Linked DNA regions of Homo sapiens: region 1 is linked to region 2. Evidence: chromatin contacts called from ENCODE Hi-C or POLR2A ChIA-PET data. All regions are on one chromosome and are shown on one strand. The core of a region is the stretch at or near the end of the contact, and the rest is flanking DNA. Distances in the headings are between cores, read along the strand shown. Region 1 has its middle 10 kb from the start of RTRAF. Region 2 overlaps GNG2 (G protein subunit gamma 2).

Region 1 (3,689 bases), core at 719-3,218, 39 kb before region 2:
ACACACGAATTCCTAACTTGGGCCCATTCCTGGGCCACTGCTCTGTCCTTCCTCCCTTCAGGACCATTCATTTGTTTCTGCTCAACCCCTGAGACCTTAGCAACAGCCCAGGCAGACCCCTGCTTCTGCAGCCTGCACAGCAGGATCCCCCGAGAGGCAGCCTTCATTTGGAACAATTTCTTTCCCACTCCTGTTTCCCAACCTTTCGGGCATTGAGTTGACTAAATTCGGAGTAAGAAATAGGCCAAATCCTCTGTTCCACAAAAACTAATTACCTTCTCTGTCCTCCTCGGTCCTACTCTGTGAGGTGGGGGAGTTCTTTTCCTTCCTTTCTCAAGCACATTCCTCTGTGTTGTCCATGGCCCTCTCCACTGGGCAGGTGGCCCCGAGACGTTGGGACAAGCTCATGTCCCAAGATAGTTTTCTGGCTCCTCTGACAATCTCTGGCCCTAGAGAGAGAAGCATAGGAACATTGAAGCTGGCCAGCTTTCATCAGCCACTGATGCTGCAGCATAAGCATCACAGTTTTCCCTTGGGGGTGTGTACCTCTACTCTTGATTTATGCTCTTTCCTTTGGTTATTTTAGCTTTTCCAGGGATTTTCCATGCCTTCCTCTTTCTCCCTGCCTAAACATGAGTATAAACCCACTTGTTCAATCCCCACCTCTCAGAGAAGCTCCAATTTTGCATTTCTTGGGCTAGCCCCATTCTCTACCTCACAGCCAACATGGCTAAAAGTCAATATTTCACCCTCCACAATAAACCCCCTTGTTCTCTTGCATTTCCCTTGATCCTTTCCCAGCCTAGTGAGTTCCCATCACCCTTTGAATCTCAGTTTTGACTTCAACCATGTGCAGGTTTCCCTGACTTTTCCCCACATCCAACCAAGCCTGGGCACTGTCCACTGTGCACCTTCAGTAGCTTTTTAATGTGGGCCTCTGCAGAGCTCCTCCCCAGCTGGGGCAGGATCCCAAGGGTCTGTCTCTCATTCACTTTGCACCTTCCAGCCTAACATAGATGCTCATGTCAAACCAGTATCGTAGCAGCCTAGAAAGATCATCCCTTTTCCTAGTGGACTACCTTATAGCTGCAGAGCTGCCATGTCCAAACATACTGAAAGAGGTATAAACACACTTCCAGTCACCCCTAACAAAGCTGGAAGCCCAGAGCGGGCCCAACATTTTGTACTAAGTCACCAGGGCAATGGCTACACTCACATCCTATTCACAATTGGCCTCCTCGATGACATTCACCATCTTATGAGGCTGAGAACCCTAACCAGCTATTTACTATTTCATCACACTGAAGACCATAACTTTACTAGTCCAGAGACTCTTGCCCTGGAAGAGCCAAGTTGCAAATCTTTATGCTTCATGGGAGAACTTTCTGGAAAGTCTCAAGTCATCAACAGACAGTTTACATTCCTAGATTCACATTCCCTTGATGTGTCCACCAATCCTAAACTATTATGTCACAATCCTTACCCAATTCTAATCCAACCTCCCTCTCCTACATTAAAAGATCTCCCTTAAACCAGACGTCAGAGTCTTCATAAATAAGACCCTGTTTTCCTCCTATTGAGACTTCCTTATGGTGGAAACTATGCACTCAGCTTTGCCTTATTATCAAGTAATTTGGGGATCCAGCATGCAGCAGGGCATTGCTTACCTAGGCCTTTCCTGCTTACCTAAGGGATTATTACTTTGCATTCAAAGGTTTGCGTTCAAAGGGAGTTTTGTTCTCTCAGCGTCTTCTACAGTGAAGAAGTTCTACATCTTGACGCAGTAATGCCTATGTACTCGAATGAAAATTCGAACAGCCATGGAGACAATAGCCAAAATGCTTTCTTCTCTAGATCAAAATGACCTTCGGCTTCTGGCTGCAAAGAGCATCTGCAGACGAAAGACGCGATGATGTGGCGCCTTCTGAGAACTGACCAGCAGAGGGCGCTCTTGAGAAAGAAGAACGATGTGCAAGATTGTTCCGGTCAGGGATGGCAAATTCCACACAGGAGGCACCACTTAGCTGTAATTATTGTAAAGAATGGTAAAGGCAAGTGGATTTCCACAGAACATGAACCAGAACAGCCATGGAGTGATAGCGGTGCCAATTGCGGGAAACCTAGCGGAGAACCTTCCCAAAGTGGTATTCAGGCTAGGATTTCAAGCCTCTAGTGGGGTTTGGCCTTTTTACCAAGTCTCCTGAAATAACAGAATTTCCCCCAGTAATTCTGAGCCCTGTGGCCTTTAGGACATGCCATCTTGAAGTCGTTCTGAGCTACTTACTCTGGTGTTTCTGAGAAATTATTCTGAAACAGAAGGTCACTCTAAGCCAGAATTGGCAAACTTTTTCTGTAGAAGGCCAGATAATAGATATTTTCACTTTTGTAGGCCATACAGTATCTATGACAATCTTGCAAATAGAAGAACTATTTGGCTGAGTAGCTGGAACTGCAGACGTGCCATTTCACTTGGCTCTGAGTTATCTCATTCTGATTCTGTGGGAACTCAGTGCCTTTCCTTGTCTTTGAGCTATTTTGTAACTGTAAATTGTAGATAACTGATAGCAATGGAACAGAATTCTTGTTTTAGACATGCAACTGAATCCTGTCTAGTGGAAGCTCAACTGACTTGTCTGCCCTTCAGTAAAGAAGCCAGTTTTGCATCCATTTGGAAATTCATTTCAGTATTCCTGATCTTTAAATGTCTCTTTTTAAATTTTTGCTTTGACCAATTGTAACATCACCCTGGTTTCCAAATCTGTTTTAGAAAGCTGTCTTGCGGCATGAACCTTGTAGCTTAAAAGCAGGCACAGAAAACATGAAACTAATGGGTGTGACTGTATTCTAATGAAAATTTATAGACACTGAAATTTGAATTTCCTATAATTTTCATGTCACAAAATATTTTTAAACAATTTTCCATGATTAAAACAGTAAAACCATTATTAGCTAATAGGCCATCTAAAAACCAGCCAAATTTGGCCCATAGGCTGTGGTTTGCCAGTTCCTGCTCTGAGCCAACCCTCGGCACAACTTCTCAACTCCATCTGTAATGCCCATGTCTCTCTGAGAGAATACCTTTATAAATTCTTCTTCCTAGACCGTCTAGAAATAGTTATCCACCAAGAAAGATGAAGGAACCAAAACATCTCTTTCAGGTCCTACCATGTCTATTACTAAGCAAAGTGCTGTTAAAAATTCTGACTGAGTTAAGGGGTTTAATAAAAACACATGATTCTCAAGGGTCAAAATGACTGCCCTTTCTGGTGTGAATACTAACTGCATCATGCGTTTCTTGCCAACGAGGAGTCCCTTTGCTGACTTCGCACCAGATTAAGGGAGAGCGTGAAGGTGGAGCTGGATCTTCTGAGGTTTGGGCCCTCAAAACAACCTTACCGGTTGAGATTCTGGACATGGGACTTAACTCTCTAGCTTCTGTTTCCTATTCTGTAATGTGAGGGGATATTATTATCTGATAAGGCTTTTGGGAGGGTGTTAAGAGCCAAAACACGGTAGGCACTAAATTGATGTTAGCTTTTATTACCCAACAGATAGAGATAAGCCCTAAGAAATGCCATGTCTTTCTGTGAGAAAAGAGGTGCTCTTTAGTGTTAGTGATGGGATGTAATAGGAATGGATTGTAAGATCTTGGAGAACAGGATACAAACTAAGTTCTTCTTTTTTCTGAA
Region 2 (3,860 bases), core at 440-2,939:
GTCATTTAGGCTTAGTAATAAACACACAACCCCTTATTTCTGTGGCACAAAGATAAATAAATGGTTTGTTAATGGGTGGAGAGTGTGTAGGTTAATTGTGGAGGATTCCATCCTTTTCATACTTCAATGGTGTTTTTCAAGGGTGGCATCCAGACAGACTTCCCTAAGGCCTGTAATTTCAATTACAACTGTATGTTTCTCAGGACTGTGTTTTGGTATTTGCAGTAGGTGCTGAGAGATTTTGTTTTGTGTATTTACAAGTTAGGATTACATTGGCAATAAAACAATTTTTCTGTCTAGAATACAAATTGGAGGTTTATAGTCTCTCAGTCACTTAATATTTTTATTATTCTTGTTTGTCAGTCAGCCACATCTTTGGTGATTGTTTATAAGTTGCTTTTGAATTAGCAGACTAATTTCACGATGTTCCAATTTAGAATTTGTCAGAGCTTTTGCAATTAGTCATCTGGATAAATGTCTTTGTTAATTGCTCATACCATAACCCATGTTTAGTTTGGTCATTTTTGCCACTCACTTTTTTTGATCCTTACTCTAATTTATTCTGCAGCAAGTAAGTAATCCATCATCAAATTGATATTATATATACTAACATATGCTATATTATATACTACTAAATGATGTATATATACACACAACATAAAATTGATATTTATATACATTAATTAGATTGGTATATATACTAATATTAGATAATATATACTAAAATACTGTTAATATCCATTCCTCTAAAGGGCTTTCACAAACAGAACTCTAGTGAACTTATCAATAGTGGCTGCAATGTGAATTGTGAATCAAGTAATAATTGCAAAATATCGGCCTGCCAGGTTTCAGGGTCGTTGTTTGTCAGGCACCTTTTTCTATTGCCAGTTCATCACTTTGACCTGAAAATACTAAAATAGCACATTTCAATCTCTACTAATCAGCAAACACTAATTTCTTTTGGCTTCTCAGTCACTAAGCAGATTTTAAATCAATAAAGATTTATTGGGACACTTACTGCTTTTCTCTCAACTCTTACAAGCCCCGGAGGATCTGGGTTGGAATCCACCTTGCACACTCAGTCACTCTTTCCCAATCATGTCTTTCAACAACTGGGAAGTCACAAAGATCTTTTAGGTGTCATGATGCCCTGGTTTCCTCATTCACCTTTGTTCATTTTTGAGCAGCAGTGTGGAGGTTTGAGATGAAGAACAAAAAAGGAGATGAGAATAGAGAGGGTGCGGGCAGGTGTGTGTAGGGTAGATGTCTATACCAACAGGCATGGACTAGCTTGGAGATAAAGGGTATGGAATAATCTTGAGCCCCCCCAAGTTTGCATTTGAAGAGGGTAGGGCAGGGAAGGAACAGGAAGATATCCAACTGTGGATAGCCTCAGGGGGTTCACAGCGGGGCCAGACACAGAGAGCTGGACTCACTCCATGGCGCTGGCTAAGATGAAGAATGAATTTGTCAACAAAACAAAACAAAACAGGAGCCTTCCAAGTGCCTCCCCACTCCGTCCCCACTCCTCTTCTTTTTAGTGCTTCTCATTTCCAGAAATTAGATTTTACAGGCCAAAAGCTTTGTTCTTTCATGGAGGACCAGGAACTCACACTAATACGAAGATTTGCTTATGGACCAAGAGCTCGCCACATGCCAGGAACTGGGCCAAGGGCTTTAACGCATTATCTTGTTTCATTCTCACAACTCAAGGGAAGTGAGCGATGCATCCCTTGTTGAAGGAAATTGAGGCTTAGATTAGGTCAGCACATTCGTCAGAAGGGTGTTTCGGCTGCAGTCTCCCCAGGGAAAGATTTTCTTTCAGTTCTTCTCAATTCACATTTTCAGAGGCACCAGACTGATCCTAATCTGGGGTCTATGGTATATTTGGCCGTTTTCACATACATAACAGCAATTTTATGACCTGTATGGCACAGGGAGAGCAAATGCAAATGAGGACCAGTGTGGAAACCCCAACAACCAAACTTGCTGTGGGGGTCAAGAAGGAAGAAAATAACCCAAGGGAGCAACATATTGACAGAGCAACCTAAAATCCACTCTGGACTATTTCCATGCGGTTTCACTGGGAAGTTGCCACTTACCAAGTGGGAGAGAGACAAAACAACGTATTTCTTCCCTCAAATCAGCATGGGAGCCGTCTATGCTGTGTGGGTGGAGAGTAAGACGCAACATGGCTTCCCTGTCTCACGCAGGTGCCAGAAGCCATCATTTGAAATGACAGCTCTCTGCTTTCCAGTAAACTGCTGGTTTTGAAAACATTAACTTTACAAGATGCAGCCTTCCTCTGGGAAAGAGGGTCATTGGTTAGCTGTTTCTAACAACCCTGACAAAAAACAGAGTCCTCGAAAAATGACTTCAAAGTCATGGATTTCACAAATTTTGTAAAATGAAACGAATAGGCCATGTTGCAACTTTAAAATGACATGTAAGCTTTTAGTTTTTATCTGAGACTTGGATAAGGAAACAGCTTGTATCTATAAATGGGAGCTGGCATTCTTAGACGCTAGGTGGGCTTTGTTCACTCCACGGAAAAAAGATTAATACTTTGAACTGTGGATGTTGGATTTTTTTTTTAATACAGAAGCCCAGACCATGAACCAGTAGGGTTCCAACAAAAGAGAAATAATGAACTAGTTTCCATAAAAATAGCTCTCTTAACCTATGGATGCCTAATACTCTGCAACAGCAGGCAAGGGGGATCTGAAAGGCAGCAGCCTTCTGCCTCCTTGCAGGAAATTATCTATTGGTTAATTAATTTCTTTATTAAAACGAACCACTCACACTGCTTCCATCCTAAATCCTCAGTGTCTCTCAAACCTCAGGCAACCCCTGTAGTTCAGGGAGACTACCCTGGTGGAGCTTCCTTGCCATTGCTTAGATGGTCTCTTAGGCTTCCAAAATCATAACATGAGAAATCCTTTGGTGAACAAAGGATGCTGAGTTCCCCAAATAGGAACTGGACCTCTTCCACCCCCTTGTGTGAAATTCACTGTTTGCCATCACTGTGTTATCTGGGGATATTTCTAGTGGTACAAATGACACTAGGTATAATAGTGAGAAAACATGTGCCAGGAGACAGAAGAGCTGGATTCTAGTCTGCTCTGAAACTCCCAGCTGTTTTACAGTGAGAAAATGATTTCATCTTTTTGGGCCTCAGTTGCTCAGCCTTAAAGTGGGGATAACAACTATTGGATTGTACATGCATGCCTAATGTTTGTGACAGCACATTGTTAATTATGGAGTGCTATACAAGGAGTGGGAATGAACAGAAAACAATGACCACCACTGTTTATTGAGCAACTACTAAACACTGTGACCTAAAACATTACATGCATAATCTCCATTCCTCATAACAAAGAACATGAAGAAAGAATCATGAAATAAGAATGGCAAAGGGAAAAATCTCTGGATACAACCAACTGTGACTCTATTAAGCAAGAACTTCATGAGCAATCCTAAGCGGGGGAAATTTTTTGAGGGAGGGTTGGTGAATCCTTTTTTGGAATTTCTAACTTTCATGAAGAACCTATTAAAGAGATGGTGACTATTCTAAATTGCGGTTTAAAATTCATTAACAAGGATTTACTGCGTGCTTAATGTGTGTGACCCAGAAGTGCATGCACATGTTACAATAAGTTTCTAAAGAAACCAGCCACTGAACGAATGTGAGAGCCTGTGCGTTACCTCACTAATTCTGGAAGACACTTTTCGTTGTTCGTTAAGGCTTCCTGTGGCCACAGAATAAACTTGCAAGCCTAGCACCTGAGGCTTCCATAATTGGCTGCTCCCTTCTCCCCTTCAGGCCTGTATCTTATATGGAAAGACTCAGCAGAGCACCT

What was found. A loop is a pair of places that touch in the nucleus more often than their neighbours do. ChIA-PET counts read pairs that join two places held with the same protein, here RNA polymerase II (POLR2A). Pooled maps may share reads with other maps.
Region 1: a loop to region 2 is called in a pooled map, with 7 times the contacts of the local background. The contact joins two enhancer-like sites. A Hi-C loop is called at or near these places in 1 of 168 maps with a recorded cell type or tissue (natural killer cell) and 3 of 50 pooled maps. POLR2A ChIA-PET finds 5 or more read pairs at or near these places in 4 of 52 experiments (BJ, OCI-LY7, activated T-cell and 1 more).

The regions. Positions count from the first base shown.
Region 1 is chr14:51,977,535-51,981,223 of GRCh38, reverse strand. No RefSeq gene overlaps it. Among named protein-coding and RNA genes, the nearest start is that of RTRAF, 10 kb to the left of the region's middle. Within about 2 kb of position 1,968, at least 5 of the 41 ENCODE cell types and tissues checked have a DNase peak (open chromatin) inside an H3K27ac peak, as active enhancers do.
Region 2 is chr14:51,937,845-51,941,704 of GRCh38, reverse strand. The region is part of intron 2 of GNG2 (G protein subunit gamma 2); the gene reads right to left. Among named protein-coding and RNA genes, the nearest start is that of RTRAF, 50 kb to the left of the region's middle. Within about 2 kb of position 1,689, at least 5 of the 41 ENCODE cell types and tissues checked have a DNase peak (open chromatin) inside an H3K27ac peak, as active enhancers do.